3 separate regions of the Mus musculus genome follow, and regions 2 and 3 are each linked to region 1. Evidence: chromatin loops called from intact Hi-C (ENCODE). Cell type or tissue: heart. All regions are shown on one strand. Each heading gives the region's core, and the rest is flanking DNA. Links, peaks and the distances in the headings are about the cores only.

Evidence for each region. A loop is a pair of places that touch in the nucleus more often than their neighbours do. Peaks named below come from ENCODE experiments on the same cell type or tissue, not always from the same donor. Only the 100,000 strongest peaks of a DNase experiment are listed, where the experiment ranks them.
Region 2: a loop joins it to region 1, with 6 times the contacts of the local background. A loop is called at or near these places in 1 of 42 quality-filtered maps.
Region 3: it touches region 1 in a loop (2.5-fold over the local background); 1 of 42 quality-filtered maps calls a loop at or near these places.

The regions. Positions count from the first base shown.
Region 1 is chr7:110,118,750-110,126,269 of GRCm38, reverse strand. It overlaps Wee1 (WEE 1 homolog 1 (S. pombe)), which reads right to left and starts at 4,211. Exons shown (of 11, transcript NM_009516.3): 1 at 3,345-4,211; 2 at 1,609-1,814; 3 at 403-463; 4 at 102-274. The coding sequence starts at 3,920. In heart, for the core only: a CTCF peak has its summit at 3,242; DNase peaks (open chromatin) are centred at 2,319, 3,209 and 4,439; H3K4me3 peaks cover 4,682 bases; H3K27ac peaks cover 4,229 bases.
Region 2 is chr7:110,216,907-110,224,426 of GRCm38, reverse strand. Swap70 (SWA-70 protein) reads right to left here and starts at 2,724. Exons shown (of 12, transcript NM_009302.3): 1 at 2,518-2,724. The coding sequence starts at 2,616. In heart, for the core only: CTCF peaks have their summits at 2,532 and 3,176; DNase peaks (open chromatin) are centred at 2,196 and 2,636; H3K4me3 peaks cover 2,456 bases; H3K27ac peaks cover 1,742 bases.
Region 3 is chr7:109,965,777-109,973,296 of GRCm38, reverse strand. Tmem41b (transmembrane protein 41B) reads left to right here. Exons shown (of 7, transcript NM_153525.5): 7 at 1-1,110. Among named protein-coding and RNA genes, the nearest start is that of Dennd5a, 9.1 kb to the right of the region's middle. In heart, for the core only: a CTCF peak has its summit at 4,304; DNase peaks (open chromatin) are centred at 4,066 and 4,926.

The DNA.
Region 1 (7,520 bases), core at 914-5,913:
ATAAATAAATAAAAGCATTAGGTATTTGGTTACCCAAAACCTTAATGTTTATTAATAACAAAGGGGATAAAGAGCAAAAACCAAAAGTGTTTAATACATACTCATCAACAGAGCCAGCCAATGGTTTTTTTGATCGTTTAATGGCATAAATGCATCCATCTAACCTCTTCACACATTTAAACACAGAACCAAATTCTCCAGAACCAATTTTCTCCAGCTCATGAAATTCAGTTGTATACCGTGACTTCATGTTGCTTTCAGTAATTGTAATTCTCTGTAAAAGAAGAGTATCCATGTATAATACAAAGATATGAAACTTGGAAATATCATTCTACCTTAGGTTCTGCAGTTTATTTAACATGCAAACATATATTAACTTTTAAATAATAAAAAGTTATTTACTTTGGCAGGTCTTGTTTCATCTTCAAACTCATAATCACTGGCTTCCATGTCTTCAGAGGAACTGAAAAAAATGTGGGTTTTTACCAAAACATCAACTTGAGACCTTACCTACTAACTACAGAGTGAAGGGCATTTTTAATGGATACAAACAAAAGAGAAAGCATCTTATTTTGTAACCCTAAAAAAAAAAATCTAACTCAAATGATAGAAAAAAAAAAGTCCCTACTGAGTGAGTTAAGCTCACTAACTAGACTGGCATCACACAGACAAAAATTAAAGCATTAGAAATGAAGTCTCACCCTGTCTCGAAAAACTAAAAAGAAAAAAGAAGGGAAAAAAAAAAAAAGAAATGAAGTCTCGGGCCACCAAAATAGCTCAGAACAATGGTTCTCAATATTAGATACTCACATTATAAAGCATAACAGAAACAAAATTACAGTTACACTTACAGTTATAGCAAGGAAATAACTCTAGTTGAGGGGTCAAAGGGTCAAGGCATTAGGAAGGTTCCGAAGCACTGGCTCCAAAGGTATGAGCTGTAGCTACCTCTTCTCTTGCCACCTGAGCTCAACAACTCTCTCCCATTAGTTGACACCATAAACCTGACAAGAAATCTAGGCTTTTTTTTTTTTTTAAAGATTTGTGTAAAGCGTTTTGTGGGTATCAAAGTCACATGCATGCCTAGTGCCTGAATAATCAGAAGGGTCAATGGAGCCCCTGGAACTAGAGGTACAGCCATTTGTGAGTTGCCACATAGGTGCTGAGAACTAAACCCCAAGAACAAGAGCTCAACACCTAAGCCGCCTAAGCCACTTCTCCAGGCATAGGAATCACCAATTCTTATTCTTTCCCTTTCTCAGACCACTTCTTTCCTGTAACTGATTATCTGTCTCCTGAGAGCTAAGTGCTAATGTAAGAAAAACTTTCAGAGTGAAGACATTCATGCCATTCAGTAGAAACCTAATTGTGTGCCAGGCATGGTGGCACTCGCCTTTAATCCCAGCACTTGGGAGGCAGAGGCAGGTGGATTTCTGAGTTTGAAAGTCTAGTCTACAAAGTGAGTTCCAGGCCAGCCAGGGCTATACAGAGAAACCCTGTCTTGAAAAAGCAAAAAAAAAAAAAAAAAAAAAAAGAAAGACAGACAGACAGACACCTAATTGTGATAGTATATACCTTAGGTGTGCAGAGGAACCAAACTATACTTACTCATTAAAATACGCTCTCTTTCTCCCACGACACCGTCCTGAGGAATGGAGCAGTACAGGATCCGGAGTAAAGGGGTTAATATTCACTTGGGGAGTTTGCCGTGTATCGAATTCTCTTTTTCCTGACTTTTCTGTGTCCATGAATAGAGAACTACCCCGGAGTTTAACAGAGCCGGAATCAATAACTCGCGCTTTGGAAAGCAAACTCTAGGAAAGGGAAATACAATCTTCAGGACCCAGTCTTCTGGAGTCTTCTCTATATAACCTCCAACTTGCCTTCCTAAGTGGCCAAGTATGTAGCCCAAAGCAGCACATTGTGAATGAAGCTCTGCACTAGAACCCATGCAGGGAGAGGTTCCGTTACCCGACTTGGGGAAAGAAAAGAACAAGGGAGGGGGCAACACACAAGCCTTAGTTATACTTCAAGTAAAACCAATGGCGGCTGACTTAGGAGTCAGGTTGAATACTAACTACTTATCTGCAAAAGATAGCAAAGTAAAAACCCGTAGCTAATCCTAAAATGGACCTTTTGCAGTGACTACACAAAAAGTTCTTATCAGTAGCTAAAAATTAACAGGCTCTTTTAACATTCTAAAAATAAAAACACTCACTCTCATAAAAAAAAAATCCCCACCTCCACCTCAAGTAGGCTTTTGCAGGCCACCTCCCTGGACTCCTCCCCTTACTAAGGGGGATGGTGCCCTGGGCCTGTCCGCCTATAAAATTAGCAAAGCACAAAAGCACCTGGATGTTCGAGATTTAAGACTAAAGTTGCATGGAAATCAATAGATTCCCTTTAAAAGGCTTATGTCGAGGGGCATGGTAGGGCGCCTTTAGTTCCAGCACTCGGGAGGCAGAGACAGGAGGATCTCTGAGTTCCTAGTTCCTACAAAGTAGGTTCCAGAACAGCCAAGGTTACACAGAGAAACGTTCTCTCAAAAAAGGGGGGCTTATTTCCCGTGTTAAACTTACAGGTACCATGCCTGTCTTTATTTTGGAAATTGTCTACTCTTAATGTTTTTGTGACTTCTCAAGTATTACCATGACAGTATGCATATTCACCGGCTATTCCAAACGGGTTCTGAACACACTCTGCTTTAAGACACATTAGTTTTGACACACAGACCAACAAAACGGCAGGGGAAACTCCAGAATAAACACAAAGCTTCCGTAATACTAAATCCCGAAAGACAATCAAAAGCAACCTGGAATATCCATGAGTTCACGACGGTAAACACAGAGACTCAAAAGGACGCGCAGAATCTCTAATGCCATATCACATGGAACCACAAGTCCAGGGGGTTGGAACAAACCCTTTAATAAACCTAACTCCTTCCATCCGTGCCCCCCAAATTACAGGCCCGGACACCGGATTTAACAGGCACCATATGGCTCGGAGTGTCAGGTGGCCAGCAGCAATCCGGCACCCTGGCACACCGGACCACCGAGACCCAATACTCAACCACCTGGACAGCGGGGACCAGGCCCTTTGTAAAGTGGAGTAGTTACAGACCAGGCCCATTGTTCAGTTACATAATCTTAACCGACAACTTCTAGGCAGAGCCAAAAAGGGGGGCTGCCAACTTTTTTTTTTTTTTTGAGTGGCGGCGCAGGACAGCGAGCGGGGTGCGGCGGGGCGGTTATGTAACCGAACCCGGGCAGTGGCGCGCAGGGCTGCAGCGCCGCGGCCTTTTTTTTTAAAGGCCCTGGAGCCGGCTCCTCCGCCCCCTCCATTACCTTGGGAGTGTGCGGCGTGTCGAACAGGCGCAGCTTGCGGAAGGTCTTGTGCGGAGGGGTGCTCGGGTAGTCGGGCTGCGGCGAGCAGGGGTCGTCCATGGCTCGCGGAGCCCCGCAACCCTGCGGGGAGGCATCCCCTGGGCCGCCGCAGCGCACTGGCGAGAACGGGCTGCTCAGAAAGTAGGCGGTCGAAGGTGATTTGACGGGCGACGAGGAGCCGAAACCCTCCTCCTCCCAAGAGTCGCCCTCGGCGCCTCCACCCGCCGCTTGCGCGCCTCCGCCGCCGCCCTGCAGCAGCAAGTCGTCCTCCAGCTCTCCCGGGCTGCTGGGCTCCGCGCCGGGCGAGCGACGGCGGCGCTCGGCCTCGGCCTCGGCAGGGCTGCGTGCAGAAGGCAGGGGCGAATCCGGTTCCTGGAAGGCCGAGTCCTCCCCCGTACTGTGGCCGCTGCCTTCCTCCTCCTCCTCCTCCTCTTCCTCACAGTCGCTGCCCGGCGAGAAGATGAGCTTCTGCCGCAGACTGTAAGCGGCTCCTACGCGGCGGGTGGGCGGCGGCTGCTGTCGGCTCAGGAAGCTCATTTCCCGGCTGCAGTCACGGCGGAGCACGGGAGAACACAGGACCGGCGAGCAGAGGCCGGCGGCGTCCAGGTCGCGGCTGGCACAGGGGGCGGGTCCGCCACGTGCGATCGGGCGCGCCGGGCTGAGGCTGCAGCGGGCCTGCGCGGCGGCAACTCCGAGGCCCGTCAAGCTCACGACGGGGCGACGGCGACGGCTGCGGCGCGGGATGTCCAGCGGAGACTGGCCGGTCCAGTGCTGGCGAAAGGCTCCGCAAGTTCGTCCGCAAGTTCGGGTTCCGCGGCTTCCCGCGACCGTTAACCACGTGAGGGCCCAGCCCACCAATCCCCGCCCAGCCCCGGTTTGAAAAAACAGGGAGGGCGCGACGTAGCCCACGGGGGAGGAACCAGCTACGCGATTTTGGCGGGAACTCGCTGACTCCGCCCCACAGCCTAGGCGCGCCGCCAGTCGTGGGCGGGTCGCGGCATCCCGGGCCAATGAGTGGGCCTGGATTGCACAGAACCCCACCCAGAGTCTATGTTTAGAGGACCGGAGCCTGCCGGGAGCCGCCCTGCGAGGAGGGGCGAGAGGACGGCGGCTACTGCCCAGTGCTGGCCTTGGGTCGGCCTCCCTGTCTCCGGGTTCAGAAGCATCCGGACACCGTGCAGCCTTTGGGGACGCCTAGAAGCCTGGTCCAACCCCAGGTTCTGAGGCCCGACCCCTGGGGCGTTCTGGGCGTGGCTGTGTCCAGTCACGTTCTATAGTCGCGGTCCGAGCCGGAAACAGTGACCGAGCTCTGGACCTTGCCCAGCGCGAAACTCAGATAATGAGCTGCAGGACTAGGACACAGAGGTGGCCTCTCACACAGTCTTGTGTCCCTCACAGCCAGACTTATCCGTGATAATTGGTCCTGCCACAAGCCCGAATGCCTGACCTGCAACCGTGGTGTTTATATTTGTTCGCTTACACGTGAGAGTGCGCTAGCCAAACTGATTGGTCCCGGGAGAGAAAAAAAACAAAACAAAACTGAAGTGTAACAGAGGTGAGTGCTGGCGCACACACCTGTGATTCAAACAGTCTGGAAGCTGAGGCAGGAGGACCAGAAGTTTAAAACCCCTTTGCTCTGTAGTGGTCCTGTCTCATAATTTCCAGGAAAAAATAAGTTTCCACAACCTTCTCAACCGTAACTTAAATCTGTTTACAACAAGTGTGTTCCTATTTTGTATGCTATGATCAATCATTTCTCCTTGTTACGGTTTTGTTTTTTTTTTTTTTAGCATTCTCTGCTGGAGTGGGAATTACTGAGGCCAGACTGTCATACAGAAAAGTAGGTTTCTTTTTCACTAGGAAATTAGAACCCACTTTTGGGGAACTGAGGCCATCAGTAGAAAGCTTGATGTTTTTTAATGTAGATTCACATTATCTGGATAATAGCCTATTATACTCTTCTGTTGTCATTTACTGTAGTTAGGAGTACTAATGTGTGTGTGAGCTTTTTTTAACACTTCAAAGGCTGAAAAGTCAAACTGATTTTTGTTTTTGAGACCTGCCTTTGCCGTGTAGCCCGATTATTTGAACCACCTCCAGAGTGCTGGGATTATAGACCTGTGCACCTGCCAGGCCAGGCTGATGGACTGATCTTTGGTTTGGTTTGGTTTGGTTTTGTCTTGTTTTGTTTTCAAGATAAGAAAACTGTGTAGCCCTAGCTGACCACTAACTCACAGGGATCCATTTGACTTGGGAGTTCTGACATTGCTGTTAGATGGGTTGATCAGGGTGACCTGAAAGTAAGATTGAGCTCAACAGAAGCAAATTGCCCTTTACTTAGAACAACGCAGGCCAGTGAGTTTGGCAGTTTCAAAGAGAACTTCTAGAGTGGAAGTTTCCATATGCAGATCTGTTCCACTTAATAGTATCTCAAAAGCATAAATACAAAGGAGGTTGTTATAGTGATCTTCTTGTGGGCAACTTTTATCAGCTTGTCAATGTCAACTCTTCTGAGATTCTCAGTTCATCTGAGGTTTTGGTTTTTTTTTTTTTTTTAAGCCCTCCAATTACAAGTATGAGTCACAGGTCCAGCTTCCAAGCTAAAATTTAAAATTATTATTATTGCCAGGCTGGGCGGCACTTAATCCCAGCACTCAGGAGTAGAGGCAAGCAGAAACTACCATCCAGCTGAAACTACCAAGTAAGACCCTATTTCAAGAATAAATGATGATTATTAGTGTTTGTGTACATGCTACTATGTAAGTGTGCTGTAGTATGTCTGTGAAGGACATTAACCTTTACTTGAATTGTAGTAGTCAAACTCAGGCTTGCAAAGGCCTTCACTCTGAGCCATCTGTCAGCTCTGCCAAGCTGAATTTTTAATAAAAGCCCATTTTAGTACCTAAGAACATGGCATGAAGGATCCTGAGATCCTACTTGGTGCTTCGAAGTAACCACAGCTGTCTAAATGTGTCTTTTCGTACGCTAACCCAAACTGTAATTATGTTGAGCTGGTTGTTCTCGCTGTGATTGTAGGTCTCTATCAGTGGAGATTCAGGATTCCAAGGTGCATCACACCTGGCTCACACACTTACTTGCCTTTAATTCTGTGTAGGATAAGAACTTTACACCTGATGGCGGTGAGAGCCCTGGAGGGGATATCTGTCACCTCCTCTTCACACCTCCCCTTCTCCACACTTTTTTATGGACAGTTGACATTTTCTTAATTTTACAGGACATATAAATAAAAGTAAGTTTAGAAAACTGCCTTTAATTTATCTGTAATATGATCTATATCTTAAATTGTGCTTTTTAGGTGAAGGGGAACATTAAAACCCCTTACATACCTGTCCCAAATTCAATAGATGTTTCTGAGCCTCTCCTATGTAAGAATTCTGTTTACAGCCAGCAAGATGGCTCAGTTGGTAAAAAGCACAAAAGCACCTGCCACCAAGCCTGATAACCCGAGTTTAATCCCCAGGACCCACATGCTGAGAGGAGAGAACCAACTCCTACAAGTTGTCCTTTGACTTCCACACATGCACACAGTGTAATATTCTCTCTCTCTCTCTCTCTCTCTCTCTCTCTCTCTCTCTCTTTCATACACACACACACACACACACACACACCGGTAATAACCAGCTTTGAATACATGTAATAATCAAAGCTCTGCGGCTGTGCAAGCTCACACCCAGGCCCAAGGCTCTGCTTTAGTGCCTTCTCCAGCTTGCATCCATCTGCAAGGCATTTGCTCCCATCCCTGCCACCCTCAGGGACTAAACAGTCTCCTTTATTGTTGCACTGTTCTCTTGTGGCTTTGGTGCTCATTATCTTTTAACTGATAAAGAGCCCTTAATTATGATATTTGATGGTTTGTTTTCTTGTTCCAAGTCAATTTGCCTATTTAAGATTTTAAACAAGGTTACTACTGTGTTCAATGAAAGCTTATAAACAGATAGAGTTTTTTCCTCCATGGTCTTTTCCCCTTTCTCTAAAATAATAAAGTTTTCAATGATTCAGAAGTCTCCCAGGTCTCCCTTTCATTCCCAACCCAATTTCCTGGAGCTAAACACTGTTAATAAGTGTTTGTTTTGATTTTATCTCATACTTTGCCACCTGCCTACCTCCCTAGACTGG
Region 2 (7,520 bases), core at 860-5,859, 98 kb before region 1:
TGTCCCAGGACAGATCAAATACAACTTCACAGATGTGCTACCAGCATGTGGTTGAAAACTATGAACTAAGAGTTTACACTTCCAGCCTAGCTGCCAAAAATCCCCTAAGGGACCAGCAAGATGGCTCAGTGGCTAAAAGGTACTTGCTGCCAAGCCGGATGACTTGAGTTTGACCCTAGGAATCCACACAAATGGAAGGACAAAACTGACTCCTGAAAGTTATCTTCTGATCTCCATATCTGCACTGCGACAGGACAACCACAGAAATGATCTGCACATATAGACACACACAAAGACATTAAAGAAATCTAAGTTCTCTAGGACCAGAAGAGGTTTCATTTAATGAAAGAAACAAAGAAGGAAAGAAAGAAAGAAAGTCAGTCAGTCCCCTAGGTTCTTTTCCTCAAATTTTTATTGGAGTGCAATGAAAGTAATAAAATGTTATGTCATCAACTGGAAAGGGGAGGGCAGATTAAGCAACACTGGCTTTAAAATGTGAAAATCTTGCCAGGCATGGTGTCACACCCTTTAATCCCAGATCTAGGGAGGCAAAAGCAAGTGTATCTCTGTGAGTTCCAGGCCAGCCTGGTCTACACAGTGAGTTCCAAGACAGCCAGGGCTATGTAGAGAGATCCTGTCTCAAAACAGATAGATACAGACAGACAGACAGGCAGAGATAATCTTGGTTCTAAACTAGCTACTGTAACTTGGGACAAATCACATCTCTGAAGCTTCACTTTCCATATCAACAAAATTGAGGGATACCCTGGAACTATCTGGAGGAAAGAGGAGCTATTTTCTAAAGTTCTTTAAAAGTTAGGGTTGGAGGAATGAGGAGGAAGATATTTTCAATGTATGTAGAGTAATAAGCACAATAATTACAACATAAAGCAGGAAGAGTAATGGATCTTACATGGCATAAGATTTCTACATTCCCCTTAAAGTGGCAAAATGGTCATTCTAAGTATACAGAGAGAGAGAAAGAAAGAAAGAAAGAAAGAAAACAGAAGCCAATCATAATAAAATGGCAACCCTAAATCTATCAATATCAATCATTACATTATACATACATGGCCTAAATAAATACTCTGATACCTCAGAATGGTTAAAAGAAAACCTGGCTACACACTATCTAAAAATTATAATAGGTAAAAGTAAAAACAAAGTCCTACAGCTCTATTCAGAATCACGAATAAACTAGAAATAACAAATCTTCAAGAGTGAATGGATAACTATGGCACACCTATAAGATGTACTAGCCTAGCAATAACAATACACATACTATAGGTTAACTTCTAAGGCATTCATCTGAGTAAAGGAAGCTGGTTTCAGAAGATCCAATTCATATCACACTTGAAAAAGGAAGACTAGAACAGATCCGTGGTTACCACCTGTTGGAGATGGGGCAGTATGACAAAGCTTTGTGGGACAGAACTGATGAAATCCTAGTTAGTTAGTGATAGTTACTTCCTACGTGTGCTAAAACTCGTTGAACTGTACACCAGAAAAACCTATTATTAACTTTTTTAAATATTATTTTTAAATTATGAGCGTGCATGTGAAAATGTGTGTGCTGCTGCCCACAGACGCGAGAGGCAGCCCCTGGAGCTGGAATTATAGGCTACCCCTATAGCTATGTGAGTTATCCCACGTGGGTGCTGGGAACAGAATTCTGGACCTCTGGAAGAGCAGTCGCCCCTAACCACGGAGCATCCATCTCTCCAAGACCCCGTATATTACTTTTTTTAAAGTAAAAGTATGTGACTAATTTCCATCGGTCCTTCCAGACTATGATTTAATGAATAAGATCAAAAGGAAAACAAGTGAGCCCGCCAGATCCTGCTGGCAATAAAAGTCACTACTGAAAAGAACTTCCTCATTTACTACACAAAATATACAAAGCAAACCCAAACTTCGGAAATTTTTTTTCTTAGAAGAGGCTAAGAAAACCCAGTCATTCAGATCCAAAATGTGTATATTTTAAAAATGCCTGTTGAATGGCTCCTCTTGTCTGTTTCTATATTTCAGGCTTTTCAAGACGCTGCCAATTTCTCCTGGCTGGGTGCCACTTTGGGGTTTACTCGACTTACAAGTATCCCTTTATGCGTACCTCATACTCTGGAGTCTTTAGGCAGCCCTGAGGAGGACTCTGCAAAAGCAATGGCCTTTGCAGGGAGCCCGTAAGACCCGGGGCCGCTCCGCACGCGCTCTCACTGGCCCCAAGGTCTGCGGACGCCGGGGCGGGGAGGCTCTGCTCAGCGTCCCGGAGGCGAGCCTGAGGCTCCCGGGCCCCCATACAGCCCGTGGCGGGGGGAGACGCTCTGCGGGTCCCGCGGCGCCTCTCGGAGCGCACCTCGGCCGTCGCGGGAGCCGCAGGAGCGCGTCCACCCCCGCGCACCGCCCGGAGGCCTGAGGAAGAGTGAGGACCGCCGCCCCGCCACATTCCCAAGCAGCCCTCCCTGCGGACACCGCCGCGGGTCCCGTGCCCTACAGGAAGAGCGCCGGCAGGGGGCTCACCTTGAGTTGCGACTTGGAGACCTTGCCGCTGCGGTCCAGGTCGAGCGCGGTGAAGGCGTGCCAAATGGCTTTGAGCAGTTCGTCTTTCAAGCCCCTCATGGCCGCGGCCGCGCTGCCCTAACAGACCTGGTCAGCCCAGTCGGCAACTCAGCGCCTCTGCCTCCTGCAGGATCCCCACAGAAGACTCGGCCCGCCGCGCGGTCACCTGACCGCTGCAGGCCCCGCCCTCCCAAAGGGCACACCCCTCTGGTCCCGCCCCTCCGTCTTACCAACCAGCCCTGGGATACCCTCTGCCCACTACGGGGACGTAAACAACACGCAAAGTCCTTGTGGTGGGTTTCCACACCAACTCAGGCCATTTTCAAAGCTCGCATGTGCTCCCAAAGGAATGCCCACCAGCCCGAGGAACACTCAAGACTGGAGTGATCAGCCACTGAGGCTTTTGCAGGAGTCTCACAGTTATTAAAGGAGTCTTGGTTCAGTCCTGGGATGGAGTCACGGTCTTAAGAGGCCAGACAAGACCCCGAAAAATGTCCAGGCAGAGCCTGGAATGCTCAGTCCCAAATCAGGAAGGATAAAGAAGGAGACAGAAACAAAAATAGAAATCTAAGAAAGTTGCTTCATGCACTTTGCAAATATGCATTGATGGCCCTCTGTAGTGGCCTCTAGGGGCAGAGCAACAAGTTTTAAGAAGAGTTAAGAAGTCAATGATAGGCTTATAAAGGCTCATAGATAAAGGCTCTTGATGCCAAACCTAACGATTTTGAGTTCTCTCTCCTAAACCCACATAGGGGAATGAGAATCGCAAGTCGTCTCCTGACTTCCACCGCATGCCCACACACCTACAATAAATAAATAAATAAATAAATAAATGAGTAAAATAGAAGTTAATAAGCCCAGCAACATTTTCTTTCTAACCTCTGCCGCTTAGGATCAGTTCACATCCTAGGAAGAGCTTCACGGAGGTAAAGTTGCTGTCGCTGGTGGATTGTGCTCCCATTATTGGAAATCATGCAAATCACTCCATCTATTTTAATAATGAGAATGGTTGACCACTTAAAAGAATCCATCCAGACCTAGAGAAGTGCCCAGATGGCATCTCTTACACTTGAACTCTTCTGACTTCAAATTCTCCACAAATAGAAAGAGCATAGATACCAGATGGTCCAGAAGGCTCTTTCCCACTGCCTGGGGTAGTGACTGTGACTGGGTAACTTGAATCTCATCACAATAGCACAATCCTTAGACACTATGGAAAGGATAACTATCAAAAGTCAAAAGCAGGGGATTCCCAGATCAAAGTGTAGTTTATTTTTCCTCTTTAAAGTTCCTTTGGGCCTATGGTGTAGCTCAGTTGGTAGAGCTCTTATCTAACATGTACAAAGCCCTGAATTTATCCTTAGCACTACACGGTGCTAGACCAGGCATGGTGGTGCATGTCTGTAATCCCAGCGCTTGGAATTCAGAAGTCCAATGACATCCTTAGCTACATATGGAGGTTGAAGCTAGCCAGGACTAAATGAAACCCTGCCTGTAAATTAATAAACTTCTTGATGTCCACATATGTCTTATTTTAAAGGGGACAGGAGAGATAAACTAATTTGGAAAGAGTCAAAAAAAAAGAAAAAAAAAGAATAAGCTGCATCAATGAGTTTAAGGGCAGAGGGAATATTGTGATCATAAAAAGAGAAAGAGCTATAAGAATATGTTCTATCTGGGTGTGGGGGAAGGGGGTACCTCTGCGGGCCCATGCCAAGGCATCCCTTCCCCCTGAGAGACCAGCCACACAGCATGGTATAGTATAGAATAGAGTTTATTCAGGGCATGGGGAGGGGAGTTAAGAGAGTTGTAGAGGCAGAGAAAGGCAGAGAGAAGGAGAAAGTAGAGAAATGGAGGCCAGCCATGACCACGTGGAGAGAGGGGGGGAATGGAATGGAGCGAGGGGGAGCAAGGGGGCAAGAGGCAAGAGAGAGGCAAGAGCATATGAGAGCAAGAGAGGGAGGAGGGGCCAAGCGGCCCCTTTTATAGTGGGCCATGCCTACCTGGCTGTTGCCAGGTAACTATGGAAGAAGTATACCTGGCTGTATGGGGGTAGAGTCCAGACAGAATACCAACAGGGAATCACATAGAGCAGAAGGTGGGAACAAAACAAAGGGATCATGATGTCACCTCTTCCTCACTTTAACAGCCTTGAGGGTGCCACGCTATTTCATTACCACTGGTCAGGATTACTCTGCCCTCCCAAAATGTGGTTTCTATTGTTTCTCTTCTTTAGCTCCAGCCCAAGTCTTCAGTCAGCAAAAAACATGGTTTAACCTCTAATTTATTTATGCCAACTCAGCTTGCCCTAAATAGTGGCAAAACCAAACAAACAAGCAAAAACAAAAACAAAAAAAAAAAGAAAAAAACTAAACCAGGCATGGCAATATGCAGCTGTACTCGGTAAGGAGGCGTAGGGGATGGCTACGTGTTTGAGGCCACTCTGGTCTGCACAGTGCATTCCAGGACTACAGAGCAAAACTCTGCCTCAGGAGGGGAAGAAAGAGAAAGAGGAAAAGGGGAGGTGAAGAGAAAGAGAATGGGAGGGAAAGGAAGGAAGGAAGGAAGGAAGGAAGGAAGGAAGGAAGGAAGGAAGGAAGGAAAGAAGGAAAGAAGGAAGAAACCCTAATACTGAAGGTTCGGTTTAGCCACTGGATGACACTGAGACTCCAGACACTAAGCATATTTCACAGCCTTTACTCTGGGCTACTCTGTTATTTCCAAGTGCCTAGTTTTATAATCCTCTTTTTCTTTTAGGTTGCATAGTTGGTTAGTTAGTTTATTTGCTAGTGTTACAAATAAGAACCACCACACCTTGCTCCTACAGTGTCTTTTTTTTTTTAATCCTGCCCTGAATGTCATTCATCATCACTTACTTGTTCAATGTCTTACTAATTTCTCAGGTTCGTCCTATTTAGTTGGGAGTGAAACTATTAAATGAAGATCAGTAGGCACAAGTCATCTGGGGTCAGTTGGGAAGATGGGTGGTTACTACATAGATGGGGGCAGAATCTTGGCTTTCCCATTTAGATGACTAAATATGAATAAATATGAAGTTTCATTTCCTTGCTTGTAAAATGGAGTGGAGTACTATTATTTATCTGGAGTACTATTAAATAACATGATAGTTAAATGATTAGCATGATTAAATAAACATGATAGTAGAGTGCTATTAAAATAATGTGAGGCTTAAATGAAAACCTAGTGTGGCACACACTATCACAATATGGCTCATATAACGGATTTGTCCTATGGCAATTTAGCCAAACTACAATTTAGTTCCCTAAAATTCCACCCACCCCCCTTTTTGACAGTTTTTCACTATGTAGCTTTAGCTAGGGTTGGGGGAACTTCCTATATGGACAAGGGCCTGGCTGGTCTCCAACTCATAGCCCTTTTGTCTGCCTCTGCCTCTGCCTCTGCCTCTGCCTCTGCCTCTGCCTCTGCCTCTGCCTCTGCCTCTGCCTCTGCCTCTGCCTCTGCCTCTGCCTCTGCCTCTGCCTCTGCCTCTGCCTCTGCCTCTGCCTCTGCCTCGAGTGGTAAAATTAAAAGTATACATCACCACACCTAGCCTCCTCCTGAAAATTAAAAAAAAAAATTCTTTATATTTACATGTGTGTGTGTGTGCTTTATGTGTGCAGGTATCCAAGGAGACCATAAGAGGGTATGATATCTCCCTGAAGCTGGAGCTACAGGCAGTTGTGAGCTGCCACCATGGTACTGGGAACCAAACTCAGATCATCTACAAGCACAGTACACACTCTTAACCACCACCACCGAGCCATCTGGCCAGGCCTCACAGGGAACACATTTCAAGTTCTAGCACTCAGGAGACTGAAACAAGAAGATCATCAAATTCAGGGATAACTTGAGCTGCATTGTGAGGTCAGGGCCTGTCTGAGCTATATAGAAAGACCCAACCTCAAAACATGGAGGGAGAGAGGGGGTGGGGAAGTTAAGCCTGTCTCTTCCTCCCAGCCCCATGCTCAAAGAAATAGACTCAGATTCAAACATATTTACAGCCTTTAATCCCAGCACTCGGGAGGCAGAGGCAGGCGGATTTCTGAGTTCGAGGCCAGCCTGGTCTACAAAGTGAGTTCCAGGACAGCCAGGGCTACACAGAGAAACCCTGTCTCAAAAAACCAAAAAAAAAAAAAACATATTTACAAATATCTTGGCCATATCACTAGGCTCTTCTCTGACTGGAATTATAATTTACATTATCCCGTTATTTTCATCTACTTTCTGCCACATGGCTGGTTATCTGTGCTCAGGTACTGAGCGTTAGACTACTCACATCTTCTCAGGCAATGCCTAGCTCCACCGCAGAATTCTTTCTACCTCCCAGATGTCCCACCTTCTATTCTACCCTTTCCTATAGGCCACGGGTTTTTTAATGGACAGGTGATGCATCCATGCAATACACAAGACAGTCTTTCTACAGAGGTGAAAGAAGAAGGTAAGGGAAAGAAAGAATAAAGCTGGTGATAGTGTCATCCCCAAAATTCACATGCTGAAGTCCTAGCCCCCAATACTTCAGAGTAAAATCACATTTGGAGATGGGGTCTTTTTAGAGATAATTCTGATCTGATATGATTGGTGTCCACATAAACAGGACGAATTTGGACATAAACATGCCCATGGGAAGAGCACCATGCAAACAGAGTCACATGCTTCTACATGCTAAGGAACACTAAGGAGTTGAGCAAACAGCCAGTAGCTGAAAGAAGGCAGACGACAGAGTCACATGCTTCTACATGCTAAGGAACACTAAGGAGTTGAGCAAACAGCCCGTAGCTGAAAAAAGGCAGGCGACAGAGTCACATGCTTCTACATGCTAAGGAACACTAAGGAGCTGAGCAAACAGCCCATAGCTGAAAGAGAGACATGGAATACATCCTTCCTCACAGTCCTTAGCTAGAACCAAGCCTGCAACAACCTGGTATTAGACACTTCCCACCGCC
Region 3 (7,520 bases), core at 1,458-6,457, 150 kb after region 1:
ATGCTTGTAATTCCATGACTTGGGAAGTAGAGTTTCATGTTTAACTTTGGCTACATAGTGAGTTTGATGCAACAATCTGGGCTATATAAGAACCTGTCTCAAAAAATACATGTATATATTAATTCATACAAATTTTCAGCAGGCCTCTAAAGCTCACATTTTGGAGAAGCACTGCTGTTTCTTTGGGTTGTTATGGTGCTTACTCTATGCTGAGAGTGTTCTCTCCATCCTCTAGTGCATGGACTCTTTCCCTTTGCTATGTTTTTTCCTATACTCAACAGGAGCTACCACTTTAGTTGGATGTTTTCTTCTCCCAGTAGAGAGTAACCATTGTGTTAACATTTTACCCTTGGCTGTCAAGAAAGAACTTGGACCAAGCATTGTGACTAATTAATGCCCAGTGCTTGGAAGGCCGAAGCAGAAGGATAAGGAGCTTGTGGACAGCTTGCGTTGCCTGAGGCCTTGTCTCAGGCAAAAAAATCTCAGCAGTAGATTGTACCCCACAATCACCTGTATGCCACCTGTGTTCATTGAGCACAGACTTGATATAATGACAAATGTAAGTCGTCCAAGATTGAAACACTCCCTATCTTCGGTGCCAGAGATCCCAGGGCCTTGCACCCTAGGATTTAAGCCTGACCACAGCCATAAGAGATTTCCTAGTAATCCCAACAAAACATCCTATTGTAATGGAAAGGCAAGCAGGCTAACTAGGCATACACTGACAAAGACAGTTTCCTTCTTAGTTACGACTATTTATTTCCTGGAGCTTTGTTACTTTGAATCTAATATATCCATGATCTTAATAAATGTAAACTAGCTGGGTGGTGATTTTTTTTAATTACCATTTTTTATGAAGCCTTTTATTTCTTAGAACTATATGTAAGTCTATTAGAAGTGTTTCAAAATAAGATTAAAGATCAGTATATGGGGTGCTGGAGAGATGGGTCAGTGGTTAAGACCACCACTGCTCTTCCAGAGGACCCAGGTTCATTTCCCAGCACCCACATGGCAGCTCACACTTGTCTGTAACTCCAGTTCCAGGGTTTCTGATACCCTCACATACATGTAATGAACATAAATAAAAACACATTTCATATTTTAAAAACCGAAGATAATTTTCCCACCAATGATGTTTGAGTGATCCAGTTTCCCTGGTTAGTAGCTATGTTCATAGTAGACCAAAATGGAAGCAACCCAGATGTCCTTCAGTGAATGAGTTTTTAAAATTAAAGCAAAGTTTAAAAAAAGTTCAGTGTAGTGGTACATTTAGAATCCCAGCCCTCAAGAGATAGAGGTAAAAGGAATAGAAGTTCAAGGCTAGCCTGAGCTACATAATAAAACCCTGTCTCCCAAACCAACAGAAAAAAAATCTGGTGTCTCTCCTCTCTCGGTTTGAGCTACAGCTCAGTAGTAAAGCTTTTCTACCATATCTCAGACTTCTAGGTTAACCTCTGTGGGGAAAACACAAAGAGTAGGACTAAAGAGACCTACTCTTTGGCATGGGGATATTTACCTGAAATACTAGATTGTGGCTAGAGAGACAAACACATTCAAGGCCTGCCTAGGCTAATAGTGAGAACCTGTCTCAAAAACACACACAGGGCTGGAGAGGTGGCTTTTCCTCAGATAACCATAATCTCTTTAAGAATGGAAACATGGCCCATGACTAGTAAGGTTGGTCTGATTTCCACAAACTCATGTCTGAAGAAAAGGAAGAGTATCAGGGACTGTGGTTCCGTAGTTAGTGTGCGTGTCTTGTGTGTATTGTGCCACCCTAAGTTCAATCCCCAGCCATGCAGCAAGAGAAAGAGTAAAGGTGTCAGGTGGCGGTGGTTTGCAGGATAGTAAATGGTGAGGGTAGCCAGTTTGTACCCAGTGACATAAGGGAGAAACTGGGTCTGGAAACCTGAAGCCTGCTAGCATTGCAAAGCCCAGGTTGTCAGTGTTCTACACTCACAGAAGTGCTGTTGAAAGCACTCCGTGTGGGAAGCCAGAGATCTGAATTGAATCAGTGATGGTGAGTTCCTGTCCTCAAGACTCCAGGTTTGCTTCTTTTAAATAAAGGTTTGGTGAATGCCTACAAGGTTTGTGTTGTGGCTTTTAAATTGACCACAGGTAACATACAGTCACTGGTAGTATTGTAATGGGACAGTCTGGTCTGGAGTTGATTTTGAGCTGCTAGCTGTATCCCAGATCTATTAAGCAACAAAGGACATAAGGAAGCAATTTTAGGTGTTTTTACAAGTATATCAAAGTTGGAGGAATTTCTCATAGGTTAAGAGGACCAAGGTTTGATTCTCAGGACCAACATGGCCCCATAACAGATTGTAACTTTTACAGAATCTAATGGCCTTTTCCAACCTTCGTGGGTACCAGGCACCCATGTAATGCACATACATACATGAAGGCAAACACACACATAAAATAAATCTTTAAGTCCTTATGGCCCTCTGGAGAGAGCTCAACACTCAAGATGGATTTTTTTTGGGGGGGGGGTGTGTTCGAGACAGGGTTTCTCTGTGTAGCTTTGGCCTTCATGGAACTCATTCTGTAGACCAGGCTGGCCTCAAACTCAGAAGTCTGCCTGCCTCTGCCTCCAGAGTGCTGGGATCAAAGGTGTGCGTCACCACGCCCAGCTCAAGATGGATTGTTGCTCGGCATGAATACTAGAGTTTGGATTCCAGTACCCATGTCCTCCAAACACCTATGACTTCAGCTCCAAGGGGCACATAGAGACAAAAAAACTCAATTTTTGTTTTAAAATTTAAAAAGATGGTATGAGCCTGTAATCCCAAAACCTGATGCTGAAGTTATGTGAATTTCAGACCAGGACTATAAAATTACATCTTGTTTTAAAAATAAAAAGGAAGAAGGGGGCTGGAGAAAGATGGCTCAGTAGTTAAGAGCACTGACTGTTTTTCCAGGGGTACTGAGTTCAATTCCCAGCAACTACTTGGTGGCTCACAACCATCTGTAATGGAATCCAGTGCCTTCTGGTGTGTCTGAAGACAGCTACAGTGAACTCATATACATAAAATAAATCTTTAAAAAATGTAAAACAAATATCTGGGGAGGAAAATTAATGGACCAGATCCCTGGGAGGTACAAGAAAGCTAGATGGACTCATGAACTCAGAATAGGATTCCACACCTTTAATCCCAGCACTTGGGAGGCAGAGTCAGGTGAATTTCTGAGTTTGAGGCCAGCCTGGTCTACAGAGTGAGTTCCAGGACAGCCAGGGCTATACAGAGAAACCCTGTCTAGAAAAACAAAAAACCAAAACAACAACAAAAAATTACACACCAAAAACAAACCAAAAAAAAAAAAAAAAAAAAAAAAACCCAAAAAGCCAAGAACTAAAGCTCCACAGTAAATGAGGTGTTAGATTGTGGCTCAGTTGATAGAGTGCTTTCCTTGGCATGCACACAGCCATGCATTTAATTCCTCACTTGTGAAAACTGGTCCTGCTTGTTGTAATCCTACCATTTACTAGGTGGAGGCAGAATAATTCAGAGGATGAAAGTCACCCTCAGTACATAGTAAATTTGAGCTCAGCCTGATCTACACTCTGCCAATGGGCTGTGTCCCAGACCTTAATAGACTGACAGGCATTCCTTGTGAGATTTTTCAGTTACTCCTGGTGGACAAGTTGACATAGATGCTCATCCTGTTCTGGGCATGGATTTCTGAATTCCCCCAAACCACACAGATCCTGGAATTCTCTGCTCAGATAGTTTTATGAACTTTTAAAGGAATGAAAGCAGAAAAACAAACAAAAAACCAGACACTCGTGGCTCACAGAGCTTCATTTTGTATGCACTAGTCTCTCATCACATATCATTAAACCAAGTGTGTGGTCCTTCTGAGCACAGTTTCCTGTGCATGAGTGGAAAGGCAATGAAGGTGGCCCTGGGCATAGAAGAAAGGTAGGTATAGATGCTGCCTACCCACTGGCCATTTCCAGCTCTGTGCTAGCAACCAGATGATGAGGGTCAAAGGTGAGAGGAGAATGGAGCAGAAGCACAGGGAAAGCCTTGATGGAAGAGCAGAACAGATGCTGACTTAAGCTCTGCAAATCTGTGTCCTGTCTGAGCCCCACATGCTGGCATATATCCAGCAGCCCTGCTAGGAGCACATGCTCTCTGTGTGAGTGTTGCGGGGGTGGGAGGGTGGGGGGGGTGGGGGGGTGGTGGTGGCGGGGGTGGGGGGTGGGGGGGTAATGCCTCTCTCTTCAGATACTCTACTGCCACCTTTTGGAAGATGGTTACAGTAACTGTGCAAATTAATGGTGTCTACAATGAGACCCATCTGATGAAACAGTCTGTACAAAAGTTAGCAGGCAGCCTATGCTATGTTTTACCCTCAGGGTGTTAGGAGCCAGAGGTACAAATACTAATTTACAACCTGAGGTGAGTTTGATGCCATCCTGAGCAATCTGGAACTCTATCTCAAAAGACCACACAACAACAAATCCTAAAATACTCTGTTATAAGTTGTATGTATTTTCAGATTAGTGATATTTACTATATTTAGTGGGTAGTTCTGAATTGTCTTTCATGATCCATTATGTAACCACTACTACAACCGAGATACATGACAATTCCATCACCCTGTCTCAGAGTCTTTCAGAATCCTTATGTGCCTTATGCCTCTTAACCCCAGCACTCTGGAGACAGAGACAGGTAGATAGCTGTGAGTTTGAAGCCAGCCTGGCTTATTTAGAGTTTCAGGCCAGGCCAGCCAAAGATACATAGTGAGACCCTGTCTCAAAAATGACAAAAATCTTTCAGAGTTCAGCTACAGCTAAATATAGCTCCCTTTGGGATCCGGTCCAAGGCTTTTCATTCTCCCTCACTACGCCATCCGGCCTTTCCCAGGATGCTCTTGTCCCCAAGCTGATGAGAATAACGGTGCTACTGTATTCACAGTCTAAGGAAAAAGGCCGGGTGCAGCACACAAGAGGCCCATCTGGTCTGATTCTGAAAAGCTTTTCAGTCCAGTGGGACATGGGAGGAGGGGAAGGGCTGAGAGGAGCAACTATTAGTGTCTCTTGGGCTTGGAGAGCCAAAGATATTCCTCTGCTTTCTGGGTCCGACCACCCTACCCTACATTAGCCTCCCCCCACACAAACACACTCATTCAAACACATCTACATACACATCTATTTACAAGATCAGTTCTGTACCAGAATAGTCAATCATACAGAAAAAAAAAGGACCTCAGGCATACACTTACATACACACATTCACACGTTCACATACTACTTTGGGGAAGTTGTAACACCGGGTGACGTAACACTTGTTCCTCTTTCTCAGTTCATCCTTTCTTGTTGCAGCATCAGAAGCTGCCTGCGGCTGACCAATTTGGGAGCTTCCTTGCTGCTGCCAGTTATGTGGCTGAAAGGCTAAATAAAAAATGAAGCAGAGGTGGTTGCTGGTTCAGCGAAGGAGCAGACACACAATTGCTCTCCAGGAATCAGCTTTGTTAAGAGAAAGGGCCTCAGCCGGCCGTGGTGGCGCACACCTTTGATCTCAGCTCTTGGGAGGCAGAGGCAGGCGGATTTCTGAGTTCGAGGCCAGCCTGGTCTACAGAGTGAGTTCCAGGACAGCCAGGGCTACACAGAAACCCTGTCTCGAAAAAGAAAGAAACAAACAAAGAGAGAGAGAGAGAGAGAGAGAGAGAGAGAGGGCCTCCATGATGTAGTCAGTGACCAGGCTATGAGGTGGGAGGCCATTAGCACACAAACAATAAACCGGGCAATGCTGGCAGCACTCAGGAGGCAGAGGCAGGCAAATTTCTGAGTTCGAGGCCGACCTGGCTTACAGAGCTAGTTCCAAGACAGCGAGGACTACACAGAGAAACCCTGCCTTGAAAAAACAAAACAACAATAAACAAAAAGAAAAATAATATGGTTAGAGAGAGGACTCATCAGTTGGGAGTGCTTTCTGCTCTTCCAGAGGTCAGGAGTTAGGCCCTTAGCATCTGCTCCAGGCAATTCAATAACTTCTGGCTTCCTCAAGGGCATGCACACATACACACACACACACACACACACACACACACACACACACACACACACACCATATTCGAAACAGTTTAACAGGGGCTTAAACAGGAAAGAGACACTTTTCCTTTAAAACCTGGAGAGGAGGCTGGGTGGCTGGGCAGTGCTGGTGCATGAGACAGCAGCAGGTGGTAGAGGTTAGAGTTTACTAGCCTGGTCTACATAGGGAGTTTCAGGCTAGCCAGAGGTACTGAACTTTTCTCAAGAACTAAGTAGCTGAAGAGATGGCTCAGTACTTAAGACACTTGCCCTTGCAGAGAACCAGGCAGGGTTCAATTGCTAGCACCCAAATGGGTGGCCCACAATTATATGTAATTCCACGTCCAAGGATTTCAACACCCACTTCTGATCTCTGTAGGCACCAGGAACACACATAGTGCATAGACAAAACACTCATCCTATCTTTAAAAAAAAAGTTTCATTAAGAGGTTTAGTTCAGAGTAAGAACAAAAGCGAACCAGATGGAGCTGCCATAAAAAGGATGGCCGAGAAAGGCTCCTCAAAAGAGCCTTCAGAGAAGTCACTGAACAAACAAAAACAGTGGAGTGTGCTTGTTTTGGGGGGGCCCATGGGGCTTTTTTCAGCATGAGACTTTGTCTGGGATCTCACACGGGAGAAAAGAACGTGGAGGAGCCAGGCCCTGGTTAGGACCATCCACTAGGAACTGTAAAAGGAAGCCCAGCATAGGGGCTTCACTTTGCTCCAGGCAGGCAGTTTTGGGGGTGTGTGGCCTGGTTTTCAATTCTTTTAGAATGTGTGTTGTTGAGAGACAGGAGGAGTACTGTTTATAAGCAAGGTGTTAGGGGCAAGTTGGCCTGTAGGGTGTGGGAATGTGAGATATGTCTGACTTCTTAGGTAAAAATCAGAGATGGCTGTGACCTCTACGCATGGGGACACATGTGTATAAGCTGACCACTTCAGAGACTGTAGCCTAATAGCCTGGACTACATAGTGAGACTGTGTCAAATAAATTAAAAATGCCAAACTGCTGAAGGACAGGTGGATTCCTTTGAGGCCAGCCTGGTCTACAGAGTGAGTTGCAGGACAGCCAGGGCTACACAGAGAAACCCTGTCTGGAAAAAACAAAACAAAACAAAACAAAACAAAACAAAACAAAACAAAACGAAGAGTCATATGGAGCAAGGCATTAAGCAGCACTCCTCCATGGCCTCTGCACCAGTCCTGCCTCCAGGTTCCTGTCCTGACTTCCTTCAAAGATGAATGGTGATATGGAAGTATAAGCCAAGTAAACTCTTCCCTCCCAGCCTGCTTTTGATCATGGTGTTTCATTACAGCAACAGAGACCCTTACTAAGATGGTGCTTTGTGTACATGTATGTCTGTGTACAGTGTGTGTGCAGTGCCTGCAGAGGCCAGAAGAGGGGGCTGGATCTGCTGGGACTAGAGTTGCAGCTGTTTCTGTTCCTCTATGTGCATGCTGGAAACTGAATCCT